2 separate regions of the Homo sapiens genome follow, and region 1 is linked to region 2. The links are chromatin contacts, found by Hi-C or POLR2A ChIA-PET in ENCODE. All regions are on one chromosome and are shown on one strand. The core of a region is the stretch at or near the end of the contact, and the rest is flanking DNA. Distances in the headings are between cores, read along the strand shown.

Evidence for each region. Hi-C counts contacts between places; a loop is a spot of excess contacts on that map. ChIA-PET counts read pairs that join two places held with the same protein, here RNA polymerase II (POLR2A). Pooled maps may share reads with other maps.
Region 1: a map of CD4-positive, alpha-beta T cell shows a loop between it and region 2 (4-fold over the local background). The contact joins two enhancer-like sites. A Hi-C loop is called at or near these places in 11 of 168 maps with a recorded cell type or tissue (CD4-positive, alpha-beta T cell, CD4-positive, alpha-beta memory T cell, CD8-positive, alpha-beta T cell and 8 more), 6 of 37 single-sample maps with no recorded cell type and 15 of 50 pooled maps. POLR2A ChIA-PET finds 5 or more read pairs at or near these places in 21 of 52 experiments (A549, A673, CD4-positive, alpha-beta T cell and 17 more).

The regions. Positions count from the first base shown.
Region 1 is chr19:46,950,621-46,957,932 of GRCh38, reverse strand. All of the region lies in intron 3 of ARHGAP35 (Rho GTPase activating protein 35), which reads right to left. Among named protein-coding and RNA genes, the nearest start is that of NPAS1, 66 kb to the left of the region's middle. Within about 2 kb of position 2,757, at least 9 of the 41 ENCODE cell types and tissues checked have a DNase peak (open chromatin) inside an H3K27ac peak, as active enhancers do.
Region 2 is chr19:46,911,312-46,918,935 of GRCh38, reverse strand. It overlaps ARHGAP35 (Rho GTPase activating protein 35), which reads right to left. Exons shown (of 7, transcript NM_004491.5): 2 at 1-448. The coding sequence starts at 260. Among named protein-coding and RNA genes, the nearest start is that of ARHGAP35, 54 kb to the right of the region's middle. Within about 2 kb of position 5,460, at least 5 of the 41 ENCODE cell types and tissues checked have a DNase peak (open chromatin) inside an H3K27ac peak, as active enhancers do.

The sequences.
Region 1 (7,312 bases), core at 1,508-4,007, 42 kb before region 2:
TCACAGTATTTTGAACATAAGAAATCTCCCTCCTTCTATACCTATTCCCCCATTCTCATTTCCTAACTCCTAATAGCAGAGACCATGCCCTATGCATTATCTTCTGGCCTGCTGGAGAGGCTCATTAAACATCCTCATTGCACGAATGCGAGAAGCACAGATCCTGAACTAACAGTCAGGTGTGTTCTGATGCCAGCACCAATCACCTTGCCACTGTACCAAAATAGTTACTGTGCCCAATCTCACAAATTTATTCATCCTATTTAGAGGAATAAATCATCTAAGCCACACATTTAACAGTTTAGTTATTTATTTATTTTTGAGATAGGGTTTAACTCTATTGCCGGTCTGGAATGCAGTAGCGTGATCGCAGCTCACTGAAGCCTTGAGCTCCCAGGCTCAAGTGATCTTCCTACCTTAGCCTCCCAAGTAGCTGGGACTGCAGGCACATACTACCATGCCTGGCAAATTTTTTATTTTTTGTACAGGCAGGGTTTCCCTATATTGCTCAGGCTGGTCTCAAACTCCTGGGCTCTAGTGATCCTCCTGCCTCGGCCTCCAGAAGCACTGGGATGGTCACTGTGCCCAGCCCTACTTAACAGTTTAAATCACACTTTTTAAAAATGATGAAGGATGGTACCATTTGAATAGCAGTGTTAGAAAGTCTGCTTTGGCCGGGCGCAGTGGCTCACGCCTGTAATCCCAGCACTTTGGGAGGCCGAGGCGGGTGGATCACGAGGTCAGGAGTTTGAGACCATTCTGGCTAACATGGTGAAACCCCGTCTCTATTAAAAATACAAAAAATTAGTTGGGCGTGGTGGTGTGTGCCTGTAGTCCCAGCTACTCAGGAGGCTGAGACAGGAGAATGGTGTGAACCCGGGAGGCGGAGGTTGCAGTGAGCCGAGAGATGGCACCACTGTGCTCCACCCTGGGCGACAGAGCGAGACTCCGTCTCAAAAAAAAAAAAAAAAAAAAAGTCTGCTTTAAGAACAGCTAATGATAATTTGTAATTAGTAAGATGAGAGCTATACATATGCCTCAAATGTTTAGAAACCACTGGTTAAACGTAGGAAGATATATGCATACATAAAATACTGCTTATCATCATCATGCCTGTTTAACAGATGAGGAAACTGAGGCTTAGACAGGGTAAGTCACTTGCCCCAGATCACACAGCTACTGGGTAGCAGAGCTAGGCCTGGCATCCAAAGAGACTGACTCCATGTGGCTGCTCTTAATCACACTGATGTATTACAGTCTGAGCAGCCCTCAACCAAAATAGTTGGGACCAGAAGTGTTTCAGAATTTGGAATATTTGCATATAAGTAATGAGGTATCTTGAGGATGCGGTTGGGTGTGGTTGCTCACGCCTGTAATCCCAGCACTTTGGGAGGCCGAGGCAGGAGAATTGCTTGAACATGGGAGGCGGAGGTTGCAATGAGCTGAGACCGTGCCATTGCACTCCAGCCTGGGTGACAGAGTGAGACTCCCTCTCCAAAAAAAAAAAAAAAAAGATATCTTGGGGATGGGACCCAAACCTAAACACAAAATTTATTATGTTTCACATATACCTTATACACACAGCATAGAAGGTAATTTCATAAATTTTTTTTTTGAGACAGGGTCTTGCTCTATCACCCAGGTTGCAGTGCAATGGTGCAATCTCAGCTTACTGTGGCCTCTGCCTCCCAGGCTCAAGTGATTCTCTCACCTTAGCCTCCCAAGTAGCTGGGACTACAGGTGCACGCCACCACACGTGGCTAATTTTTGTATTTTTAGTAGAGATGGCGTTTCTCCATCTTGCCCATGCTGGTCTCAAACTCCTGGGCTCAAGTGATCTGCCCGCACTGGTCTCTCTAAGTGTTGAGATTACAGGCATGAGCCACTGTGCCCTGGCCTCGTGCATGAAACAAAGTTTTGACTGTGACCACATGGGGTCAGGTGGGGAATCATGTTGGTGCTGAAAAATGTTCAGATTTGGGGCATTTTGGATTTCAGATTAGGGATGCGTGACCTGCATTTACCCTGTCTTGTTATATGATGGTCATACATGGGTGTAGTATGCAGGCTCATTTTTACTTAAAAAATACTTTCAAGAGGAAAAATTTGACAATCATACAGCAATTACCATTTTTTAAAAAGGAAATCATTTTTTTCTTAAATGGTTTAAAGGGTTGCTCTGTAATCTAGCTTGTGTTATTTAAATGCTGAGTAAGTCCTTCCCTTCAAAGATCACTCTGATGATAAAGCATAAAGCTTCCTGCCACAAATACAGGAAGTATGAAATACTGCACTCCAGCCCGGGTGATGGAAAGAAACCCTGTCACAAAACAAAACAAAAAACATCGTATGAAATTACCTTCATGCTATGTGAATAAGGTATATATGAAACATAAATGAATTTTGTGAGGCTAAAATTAGGAAGGTACTGTTGGTCTGACATAGCTGCTGCCAAGAAGGCTGCTGAAAGGCTGGCTGTGTGGGGGCAATGGCGACTCCTCTCAGGCTCTGTCTGTCACGGAGAGGGTGACATGAAATAATGCTTATCAATGTTAGCTATCCTCATCATTATTGTTATTCAAACAGCTACTACCACATCCTTGCCATCTGATTATGTTCATCTCTGCCCATTTAAAAGTTTTCCAAACTAGACGAACTTATCATTAATACCTATACTTAATATAATGCCCCACTATCCCTCCCCCGCTAGGAGTTGTATCACATGGACGGGGGCGGCTTAGAATCAAGGACTGTTACATTGAGTTCTGCTCAGGCTGGGTCTTTTGCCTTCTTCTTCTTCTTCACCTCGTGTTAGTGATATTGAAACGACAATAATAAATACACAACCTACTTTTTCAAGTCAGACCCTGCCAGAACTATGCCTAAGACTATCCAAGGCTCAGAAGAATTTTGAATTTACCCAGATTCAGGGTCCTTCACTGGCTTCATGGGTTACGGAGAAGTAAGTGCTCTCCACAGATAGCCCAGCCCCAGGAAGTGAAACACCTCATTATTGATTAAGCCCAAACGGCTCCTGACAGCCGTAACAGAAGAAAAGGTTTTCTGTTGTGGCTTTTAAAACAAAAAACAGATCACAGAACAGAAACACTGATTGTAGTTTCAGTTATCAGGAGCTTTGGACTATGTACTAGAAAGGTCTTGTTTCAACCAAATTGCAGCTTACATGAAAAGATAAATTGTGTGAGTTTGTTTGTTTTTTAAAAACTGTTGGGAGGCTACGAATTTAAATAGCCAAAGGATGCCAGCCAAGAGTGAAAGAACGCAAACTGGGGTGAAATCACAAGGCCTTGCACCATCTTTGTTTGAAAAAGTGGGATTCAGTTGTCTGATACCCAGTCAGCTTACATTTCAAACAGTAAACCACCTGGGAGCCGGGCACTACACAAAGGCGTGAGCTCATCTCTTCAGACCACGGCTCTCAAGTGGCATTTGTCCACGTCTTCGTCCACCTGTCTCAGCCCTTCTGACTTTCAGTTGCCTCAATTCCCATTTCTGCTGACCCAATTGCTGTGTTCTGGTCATGTGGACACAAAGATCCCTGATGGAGGACTCTGGAGAGCCAGGTCCCATGGGGACACATGAATCAGGAAAGAAGGGGCCCCTGCCTTAAGGCTCTCAGGTGTTCTGATGCCTGAGTTGGTCACCTTGCCATCTGTCTTAGCTGCTTGGGTTGCCATAACAAAATACCACAGACTGGGTGGCTTCAACAATAGCTCTCTTTTTCTCATGGTTCTGAGGGCTGGGAAGTCCAAGATCGAGGGGCCAGCCTATTTGGTTTCTGGCAGGGCCCTCCTGCTGGCTTACATACAGACAGCTGCCTTCTCGTGTCCTCACATGGCAGAGGGAGGAGAGCAAGCTCCCTCCTGTCTCTTCTTCTAAGGAGTGACAGACAGAAACAGTATCCCTAACACAAGGGGACAGCTACTATAATCGAGGCATGTCTAGAGTGTGAAGGCTTCGGAAAGGATGGGAATGTGTTAGATGGGAGAGGAAACAACATATTAGGCAGCAGGAACAGTGTTTAACAACGACGCAGAGGCACGACACCGTGTGAAGGTGCTAAGGAGTCCAGTGTGAAGGAAGATGGGCTTGGAAAGACAGGGTTGGACGGGAAGTGACCCGTCTGCTTACTGTGCTGAATTCTTCCAGCTGGGCTCCAACCTGGGCTGCCCCCACACTGGAGTGTGCTACTCTACCCTTTCAAGTATGAAGGAGGGGTTTGGTTGAACCCATGCCGGCAATATGGGGGACTGGGTATACATCCAGAGAAAGGAATAGCAGAATGGAGAAAGATTTGCAGAAAGGCAGCTAGAACAAGAACACACAAGTCCTCAAGGGCGAGGACTGTTCTCTACAGAGCAGCCAGTTATTTTATTAAGCAAAGGCCAAGTCCTGTCCCTCCACTCCAAACCCCTCAATGGCTTCTTACCTCACTCAGAGTAAAAACCAAGCTCTTTCCCAGGAATGTCCTGGCCTCTGGACGTTTGCACTTGCTGTTCTCTCTGTCTGAAAGGTTCTTCCCCAGGAAATGGCATGGTTCTCTCCCCCATTTCCTTCAGGACCTTCTCAAAAGCCACTCTTCCCCAGCCCTCCTTATCTAAAATGTTAATGTTCACCCCGGACATTTCATACCCCACCTTTCCTGCTTCATTTTTTTCCTTCCCAAACACTAATCACTAAGGTTCTTTACATTTTACTTCTTATTATCTGTCTCCCCCCGGGTTATAATGTATGCCACACGAGGGTGAGGATTTTGTCTGTCTGGTCCAATGCTGTATCACCAGCATCTTAAACAGTGCATGGCACATAGTATAAGATGCTCAATATATACTTGCTGAATATGCGAAAAAAGGAGTGTCTTCACAGTCCTCCAGCTCTCTGGAGCCAGGCAGAGAAATAAATGCACAAAGGACCACTTAAAGAGTGATGTAGGGCCAGGCATGGTGGCTCATGCCTGTAATCCCAGCACTCTGGGATCACTCAAGGTGGGCAGATCACTCAAGGCCATGAGTTCAAGACCAGCCTGGGCAACACGGCGAATCCCCATCTCTACAAAAAATACAAAAACTGCTGGGCGTGGTGGCACACACCTGTGGTCCCAGCTACTCTGGAGGCTGAATTAGGAGGATCACCTGAGACCCAGGAGGTCGAGGCTGCACGCTGCGAGCTGAGATCGCACCACTGCACTCCAACCTGGGCAACAGAGGGAGACCCTGTCTCAAACAAAACAAAACACAACACAACAAAACAAAAACAATCCTCATAGTCCTAATAAGGTGGGCATTATTATTAGCTGCATTTTGCAGAGGAAGAACAGAGGCTCAGCAATGTGAAAGAGTTTAGCCAAGTGGCAGAGCTGGGATTTTTGTTTGTTTCGTTTTAGATAGTTTTCTTGTTAAGCACGTGGAAATACTTTGCACATTTGAGAATTACTGACTTCTTAAATGCTCTTTTGGAGAAACAGCGAATCATTCATGTAATATAAACACAATTACAGATTATTTTGCAGGAACTTTTTTAGTTATGGGGCTTACTTTTCATAAGATAAATAATAGTTCCTGCTTTCAAATCATTTTGACAATTTATTTGGAGGATCATAAATTTAAATTGAACAGCACAATTAATGTAATAAATGACACACTCATTCAGAACTTTGAGTATTCATAGTTTTAATATTCTATTCTAAAAATAATGTATTTTAAAAATGGATACATAATTATACCTATTTACAGGATACATGTGATATTTTGATACAAGGATACAATGTGTAATGATCAAATCAGGATGATTAGGATATCCATCACCTCAAATATATATCGTTTCTTTGTGTTGGCAACATTTCACATCTTGCAGTTATTTTGAAATATACAATAAATTACTGTTAACTATAGTCATCCTACTGGGCTATCAAACACTAGAACTTATTCCTTCTAACTGCATTTTTATATCCATTTAAGCATCCTCTCTTAATCCCCCATCCCCCTTCAGTTGGGATTTTAAACCAATTGTACCAATTCCAAAGTCCATGCTCTGACCCGCCCTGCTATGACATGAGGAATGCAGAAGGGAGAACAAGTCACGTGGGCTACTCTCCCTGGGGAGACACCCATACTGGGTCTTGAAGACCAGGAGCCTCTGCATGGGGGACTTGGCAAATGAAGGGGATGGCCAGCACAGGGGCCTGCCTAGAGTGGAAGATGCATCTTAGATCATTTCAATAATAACACCAACAACAGTAGCAAATTGACTACTTACAACCTGCCAGGTACTGTTATGAGGTCTCTAACATACTGAATCATCTCATGACTCAAAGTACCATCATTATCCCCATTTTATGGTCAAGGAAACTAACAATGGAGAAGTTAAATATTTGCTTGTAAGCAGCAGAGCTGGGATTTGATTCCAGACAGTTTGGCTCCAAGTTTGTCCTGTACATACTATACACTAGCAAGAAAAAAAAAGGCCATCAAAACACACATGGCACAACCATGCACATGCGCAGTCCCCAAGGGCATGCCTCAAAAGTACTCAGTTGGTTTCTCTGGGCACGTCCCACAGTTCCTTTCGGTACAGCTGCATTCTGTACTTTCCCCATCCCCGCCCCCTGTCCTGGATGTATTTGTTATGAGGCTGTCTCCCAAAGGCCTGTGATCTAATGGCAAGCATTTTCCCCTGAAGACGCTAGCATCAATTAGTGGTGAAATTTAAATCTGCCACGCAGAAAGCACTCTACTCATTTACCCAGGCAAATGAGCTGCATAGGGGGAAGGTCACAGCCTAAGTATTCTGGCAAAGGCCGTTTGATAGAGGGCTTCCATTTGCAGCTGAGGAGCTGAGGGTAACCTCTGACCTGCAAATGATGGAGACAAACTGGTCCACAGCTGCCGGGCTCCACATTCGCCCTGTAAAGGGACTGGGGTAAGAGCCTCATTTCTTGACTTGCTCTCTTTCCTCTCCTCACAAACTGCCCACAAGGCTGAACCTTTCATTTTGGAGTCTTGGTGAAGACTTGTCTCACTGCTAGGTGTTCTTGTTGACACCTACTTCTCTGTGCCACAAATGGCCAGCATTTCATCAGAGAGCACTGTCCTATGATGGCCCGGCAGGTAAAAACCATGGGGTCATCAAGATGTGTGCAAACCACAGACTCAATGCAAAACCACAGAGAGAGCCACAGCGAGGTAATGGAGGGCCAGCCAGGCCTCAGTAGATGGCAACGATCCAGCTGGGGCAAGAATGTGGTGATAGCTTTGGGGAACCCACACTCACCCTGCCAGAATCACTCCTTCAG
Region 2 (7,624 bases), core at 4,211-6,710:
ACACAATCCTCCAGGGAGCGGCTAACTTCTCCCCAGTAGAGAAAGTGGTCATTATTGACCACTCGCCCTCCAAAGTCACTGGTGCTGAGGACGGAGGTATGGTCCAAGTGAAACTCGTCAGCACTCGGGCGCACGAAGCGGTTGCACAAACAAGACTTTCCAATCCCACACTGGCCCTTTTCCTTCTCGGTCCCAGATAATCCCACCACACTGATGTTGTAGGTGGGAATTCGGACATCTTGCTTTCTTGCCATCATCATCGTCGACACATCCTGCCACGATCAGCCACTTCTGAGATCAGATTAGTGTTTCCAATGGACCAGACAGCTTCCTACATTATTAGTGGGGGTGGGCTGGACATGCAGCAAAAATGCCAGGTCCCATAGTGTTGTATACCAGTATGGTCACTGTTCACCACCTCTCATCGCCAAATAGCCAACATTTCTTCCTAGATGGGGGAAAAAAAAAGAAAACCCATCAGCATCATAATTTTAGAACCAAATTTTAATCAATTAACTACAGTAAAAATTAATTTTTTATTCAACAAATATTTAGTAAACATCTCATGTGTCAGGCCTTGTGCTGGGTGAAGATACAAGAGCAAGTAAGACTCACATCTATGTGTCCCCAGAGAGGTACAATCTAGTCCAGTGGAGGAAAACATAAGTAAACAGTGTGCTAAGTGCTAAAACAAGGGTGTGAGGGCTCCCTGGAAAAAGGGCTGATTCCAGGGTTAGGGCAGGATAGGGACAAAATGAGCCTGGAACATCTTTTTATGCAAGAAAAAAAACGATGGAGCATCTCACAAGGACACAGAAGCCAGCCTGAAGGGGCTCCCACTGGCCAACTCTGGGACAATTTGAGCGCCACAATAATTAAGTATGGTAATGAATTATAAACCCACTGCAAAAACAGGAACCTGGGCCGGGCGTGGTAGCTTACGCCTGTAATCCCAGAACTTTGGGAGGCCATGGTGGGCGGATCACCTGAGGTCAGGAGTTCAAGACCAGTCTGGCCAACATGGTGAAACCCCGTCTGTACTAAAAATACAAAAATTAGCTGGGTGTGGTGACATGTGCCTGTAATCCCAGCTACTTGGGAGGCTGAGGCAGGAGAATCATTTGAACCTGGGAGGCAGTGGTTGTGGTGAGCTGAGATCTCATCACTGCACTCCAGCCTGGGCAACAGAGTAAGACTATCTCAAAACAGCAACAACAACAAAACATGGAAGCAACCCAAAGTATCCACCTACTCATGAATGGATAAGCAAAATGTGATATATACATACAATATAATATTATTCAACCTTTATTTTTATTTTATTTTTTGAGACAGAGTCCTGCTCTGTAGCCCAGGCTGGAGTGCAGTGGTGCGATCTTGGCTCACTGCAACTTCCGTCTCCTGGGTTCAAGTGATTCTCCTTCCTCAGCCTCCCGAGTAGCTGGGATTACAGGCATGCGCCACCGTGCCCAGCTAACTTTTGTATTTTTAGTAGAGACGAGGTTTCACCATGTTGCCCGGGCTGGTTTCAAACTCCTAGGCTCAGGCGATCTGCCTGCCTTGGCCTCTTAAAGTTCTGGGATTACAGGCGTAAGCGATCACGCCTGGCCTATTCAGCCTTTAAAGGGAAGGAAATTCTGACAACATGGCTGAATCTTGATTGTGCTAAGTGAAATAAGCCAGTCACAAAAAGACAAATACTATATGATTCCACTTATATGCAGTACTTAAGAGTAGTCAAACTCATAGAGACAGAAAGTAGAACAGTGGTTGTCAGGGGCTGGGGAAAGTGGGAATGAAAAGTTACTGCTTAATGGGTACAGAGTTTCAGTTTTACAAGATGGAAAGTGTTACAGAAATAGTTGCATAACATGAAAGTATTTAATATCGCTGAACTGTATAGTTAAAAATGATTAAAATGGCAAGTTTTATGTTTTGTGTATTTTAACACAGTAAAAAAAAGATTGAAAAAAAAAAGAAATGCAGGAAGGATAAATCCTCCCAAATAAAATATTTTATCAATGTAAATCTATAAAATCTATCATGTGAAAATGTCTCCACTTTTAGGAAACTGACACCTTAGTATTTTGAGGGGAAGGGCCATAATGTACGTAACTGATCCCACTGGAAAAATTATGTATACAGAAAGAGTAAGAACACAAATGGGGTGGTAAATTGTTAACAACACATGAATCTGAAAAAAAAAAATAGATGAATCTGGGTAAAGCATATAGGATATTCCTTTGTGCTATTTTTACAAGTTTTCAATCATTTCCAAATAAAAAAAAATTAAGTGTGTAAATACGAGATGGTTTCCCTGACAAGAATGCAAGCTCTGTGAGGCCTGTCCCCTGTTTAGTTCTATTCTGTGTCCTCAGCCTATGACACAGTGCTTGACACAAATATTCACTGAAAGAATCAATAACTGAATGATGATTCAGCATATTAAAAGGTCCCCAAGCCCAGCCTTTCAGATTCGGGAAAGCCTTTCTGTAGGAAGTTCCATCTCAGGTGAGACCTGAAGTATGAAGTGCATTTAAGACAGAGGGACAGAGTGTGCACAGACCCTTCCCTCCGCAAAAAAAAGCACTGCCAGTTGGGAGAACCAACTGGAACAAAGTGTGTGTGGGGAAAGAATGGGTAAGATGCATTAGCAAGGAACCAGGGACTGGATCAAACCACTTTAAGAGTTTGGATTCCTTCGCTGGGCGCGGTGGCTCACGCCTGTAATTCCAACACTTTGGGAGGCCGAGGCGGATGCATCACGAGGTCAGGAGATCAAGACCATCCTGGCTAACATGGTGAAACCCCGTCTCCACTGAAAGTACAACAAATTAGCTGGGTGTGGAGGTGGGCACCTGTAGTCCCAGCTACTCAGGAGGCTGAGACAGGAGAATGGAGTGAACCCGGGAGGTGGAGCTTGCAGTGAGCCGAGACACGCCACTGCACTCCAGCCTGTGCGACAGAGCGAGACTCCATCTTAAAAAAAAAAAAAAAAAAAAAAAAGAGTTTGGATTCCTTCCTGAAGGCTATGGGGAACCACAGAATGTGGCCAAAAAAATGGCACCTTAAAGAACCTAAAGTTTTAACAGCTTAAGTTAAACAAACTGTTATGGCTTACAGTCTTTAGCAACTTTCCAGCTACGACAGTTTATGCTGCACTTCAGTTTACTTAGATACTCCAATATAACTGTGCAAGCACTGAACCTGCAGCCAAATGAACATTCTCTCAAGACAATCACAAAGAGGAGAATCTGAAATGAACAGAGCAATTTTCTTCTGAATCTCATTTATGTCTGTAGGAACCTAGGCTTGCCATGACCTCATTATGTTTTTGTAAGCCTATTGCATAAGAAATGCCACTGGAAGTCAGACCACCACGCATTATTCTGACTGACACCAGGGAGCAATGAATGGGAGAGTGCAATTGTCCCCTGTGATGATAACCTCAAAAGGTCACAGACCTTTTCCAAACATCCATAGCTTCCTTCTGATATCCCAGAAAGCCAAACCCTCTATGGAAACAAAATGTGACTAGACGTAGTATGCAAAAACTACATTTTAAAAAGAAAAATCTCAATGACTGTAGGCAATTGCCTCCAGATAATGGCATGTTCCTAAAGATGCCATGTTCTAGAATTCAGCAGGAACAAGCAAGGTATCCACGGGAAAGAAAAACAAACCTTTCGCATCCTCTACTTTTCTAGGCGATTGCTTACATAAACAAAATTATAAGATGCTTATGAATATCTAAAGCATGTTTACACACATCCTCTGAAATACCTAAAGGAAGCATCTGTACACAATCAATTACTCTGTAATATGCACATATAATTTTGTTTCAATCCATGAAGAAACTTAGGTTGAACAGAGCCTCAGACAGGAGTGCTGATGAAGGGTTGAGGAAGTCATGGGTCCTCATCTAACAGAGTCCTTCTCTATCAATTCCTGACCCCAGGGTCTGTCAGGTCTTAAGGTTACCAATCTTGAAATGCAACTTGGTAGCACTGGTCCTACTTAAAGTGACCTCTGCATGCAATTGGCAAGTCATCCCTTGTCTGTGACTCAACTGTTCTCTGTAAAGTGGGTCTAATATTTATCCCTTCACAGAAATCTGAAGGAAAAACAGAACAAAACACCAGCCTGCTCTCAAACCTCAAGAAATAAAGATATTGGCTCTATTTTGAAATGAACTAAAATGTATTATCCATTCAACACCTTGGTTATATTTTTTAATGGCATATTTTCAGTTATTTGAAGGATGCTAAAGAAAGCAACACTCAACTCTGAATAATGTAGAACTGATTATTTTATTTTATGAGATGGAGTCTTGCTCTGTCACCCATGCTGGAGTGCAGTGCTGTAATCATAGCTCACTGCAGCCTCCAACTCCTGGGCTCAAGTGATCCTCCCACTTCAGCATCCCAAGTAGCTGGGACTACAGGTGCAAGCCATCATGCCTGGCTAATTTATTATTATTATTATTATTTAGAAATGGGGTCTTGCTATGTTGCCCAGGCTGGTCTCAAACTCCTGGCCTCAAGCAATCCTCCCACTCACACCTCAGCCTCCCAAAGTGCTGGGATCATAGGCACGAGCCACTGTGCCCAGCCACGACTGTTATTTTTAAACCCAGAATGCTGCTGATCATTAAAATAGCTACAAAAAGTGAAAATCAGCTGGCATGGAAGTGGTTAATTTTGGGACACCTGGTAACTTTCCACTTGTTAGAAACCTAATAAGTTTCTTGGTGTAAGTATACTCTTCTTAGCTTTGATGTCTAGATAATGCAGTTTTACTAGTTCCTCAATTGGACTGAATTACACGGTAAACAAAGACTGTTATAAATCTAAAAACATCTCAAACACTTGGTTTAGAGGAAATAACTTTAAGTGCTTGGTCACAAATACATTCAACTTAGTTCTAAGAGGTGGGTAAAAAAAATTAGCTGAGTCACTAAATTTAATGATCTGAAGGCCACAAAGAAAGAGAAAGTAGGAGACCGGGCATATCCAGACTTCACAATGTCTTTAGAGTTTAAATGTGATGGGAACCAGTGTTCTTAGCAGGCAACTAAGATACACAACAGAATCTGAATGTCCATTCTAATAATTTTCCAGTGCTAATCCTTTTTAAATGGAAGAGTTAAAACAGAGGGGAAAGAAGGATCCTTTAAAAATGGTAATTACTTTTATCTTTGAGCTGTACAGAGATATTTCATTAGAAAAACAGAAACACAGGACTTCAAAGTTTCCCATTTTATGCCAAGAGTCAACTACTTCAGAGAGGAAAATACTTCAGAAGTATTTTGGTTTCTCAGTCACAAATACATGCTGTAATAAAACATAATGCAAATATCTACGTGCCTTCTTCAGACTGTCACCAAGCATCTAGAGTTGTTTGTGATTTGTTTAACCAAGACACAAGGTCCCCACCAGAGTGCCGCAACTGGAAGGTAGAAGGAGGGTGTTTTCTTTTTTAACACCTCTATGAAACACTCAGGGCAAGAAGTGGTAACATTCCCAAGATAGCACACATTTTTGTAGGACCTAGAAATGCCACCGTGATCCCAGATTTACTATGACTGGGAAAGTTCATACTGTCAACAGCTCTATCAGCATACGCCTGGAAGTGTGTGTATCACTCTTCCAACACAGCGTGTGTATCACTCTTCCAACACAGCAACCTCATCCCTCTCTCCCCGAAGTAGGAAATGTTTGTGTGCTCTGTAATCTAGAATGCCCCCTAAGACAAAAATCTTCCACCATTATCCATAATAAAAATGACCATCTCCACCTGAGAATATTCAACAACTTCTGAAAACACACTGAGTTTCAAATAATCACATACAGAACACCACCAACTAGTAACACTGTAAGGAAATAATTTCATACAGAACTACAAGCAAAGGAAGTAAAATACTTGTTATCACAATTTTCCTTAATCTCAATAGGGGAAATAAATGGAAATATACATCGTAACTAACAGAAAGCAAAAAAGCATTCTTCAAACCTCCTTAAAACCTCGTATTTCTCAATATCTTACATTTCTAAGTCTTCAAAGCTATGAGTTCCCATTAGCAGCTGGTTAAAATGTTTGCATTTGGTAGACACTTGAAAAGACTCAGTTGGGGGGTGGGAGGGGTGGAACAAGAAATATATCTATGTAGGAAGCACTTTCCATGTCAGGTAGACATGGAAGTTTTCCAGAGGAATGTATTAATACTTACCAAATAGGCCAGGAAGGATGGGATATAAAAGTTTCAATAAGAAGAGAACACGACCAGGAGCAGTGGCTCATGCCTGTAATCGCAACACTTTGGGAGGCCGAGGTGGGCAGATCACGAAGTCAGGAGATCAAGACCATCCTGGCTAACATGGTGAAATCCTGTCTCTACTAAAAAAAATACAAAAAATTAGCTGGGCGAGGTGGTGGGCACCTGTAGTCCCAGCTACTCAGGAGGCTGAGGCAGGAGAATGGCGTGAACCTGGAAGGCCAGCTTGCAGTGAGCCGAGATCGTGCCACTGCACTCCAGCCTGGGCGACAGAGCAAGACTCTGTCTCAAAAGAAAAAAAAAAAGGAAGAGAACACTGGCCGGGCACGGTGACTCATGCCTGTAATCCCAGCACTTTGGGAGGCCGAGGCAGGTGGATCACCTGAGGTCAGGAGTTTGAGACCAGCCTGGCCATCATGGTAAAACTCCGCCTCTACTACAAATACAAAAATTAGCCAGGCATGGTGGTGGGCGCCAGTAATCCTAGCTACTCGGGAGGCTGAGACAGGAGAATCGCTAGAACCCTAGAGGCAGAGGTTGCAGTGAGCAGAGAGAGTGCCACTGCACTCCAGCCTGGGCAACAAGAGTGAAATTCCGTCTCAAAAAAAAAAAAAAAGAAAAGAAGGGAACACTATTCTCTGGCTTATTAAACCACTGAATTTAAGCAAAACATTTTCTTAAAACCCAATGCTTCCATTTTCATATTAATAAATGCTAAAGTAAATTTTCTTAGGGTTTTTGTTTTTCCTTTTGAATAAAGATAAATTAGAGAAGAAAAGTTGGAAATAGAGTTCAAGGTCCTTATTCATCCAATTCATTCATCTGTAAAATCCAGATGAATTTAGAGAACCTTAATTAGTAATATGCAAAAATGATGTGTTAGGGCATTTAGGTGTAAAAGGGGATTATAATCTTTTTGAATCTGAGTGAGACATAGAGGGCATTTTCATTTTCTGTGTATGATTTGTCAGAATCTGAAGCAATACCCCTATTCTACTCATCTGTTTACCACATGAAGAGTATCTTACAGAAGGATTCCATCAAACTCAACAAGGACAACAGAATCTCTAAAGCTGAGTAAAAGAGAAAGGTCCCCATTTGATAGATCTAGTTATACAGCAGCTAAATTCCCTCCTTTCTGCATATTTCAGAGTGTTAATCATTTTTGTATTACCATAATCTTTGGAATTAAGGACTGAACTGTCCATCACCCAAATCAAATGCATACTCACATAGCAAAGAAAATGTGATGAAACAAAAGGAATGGGTACTGTCTTTGCTGACGAGGATCTTATAATTTACTTGAGATACAATATTTACACTTAAAAAAAATAGCCAAACCATAAGACA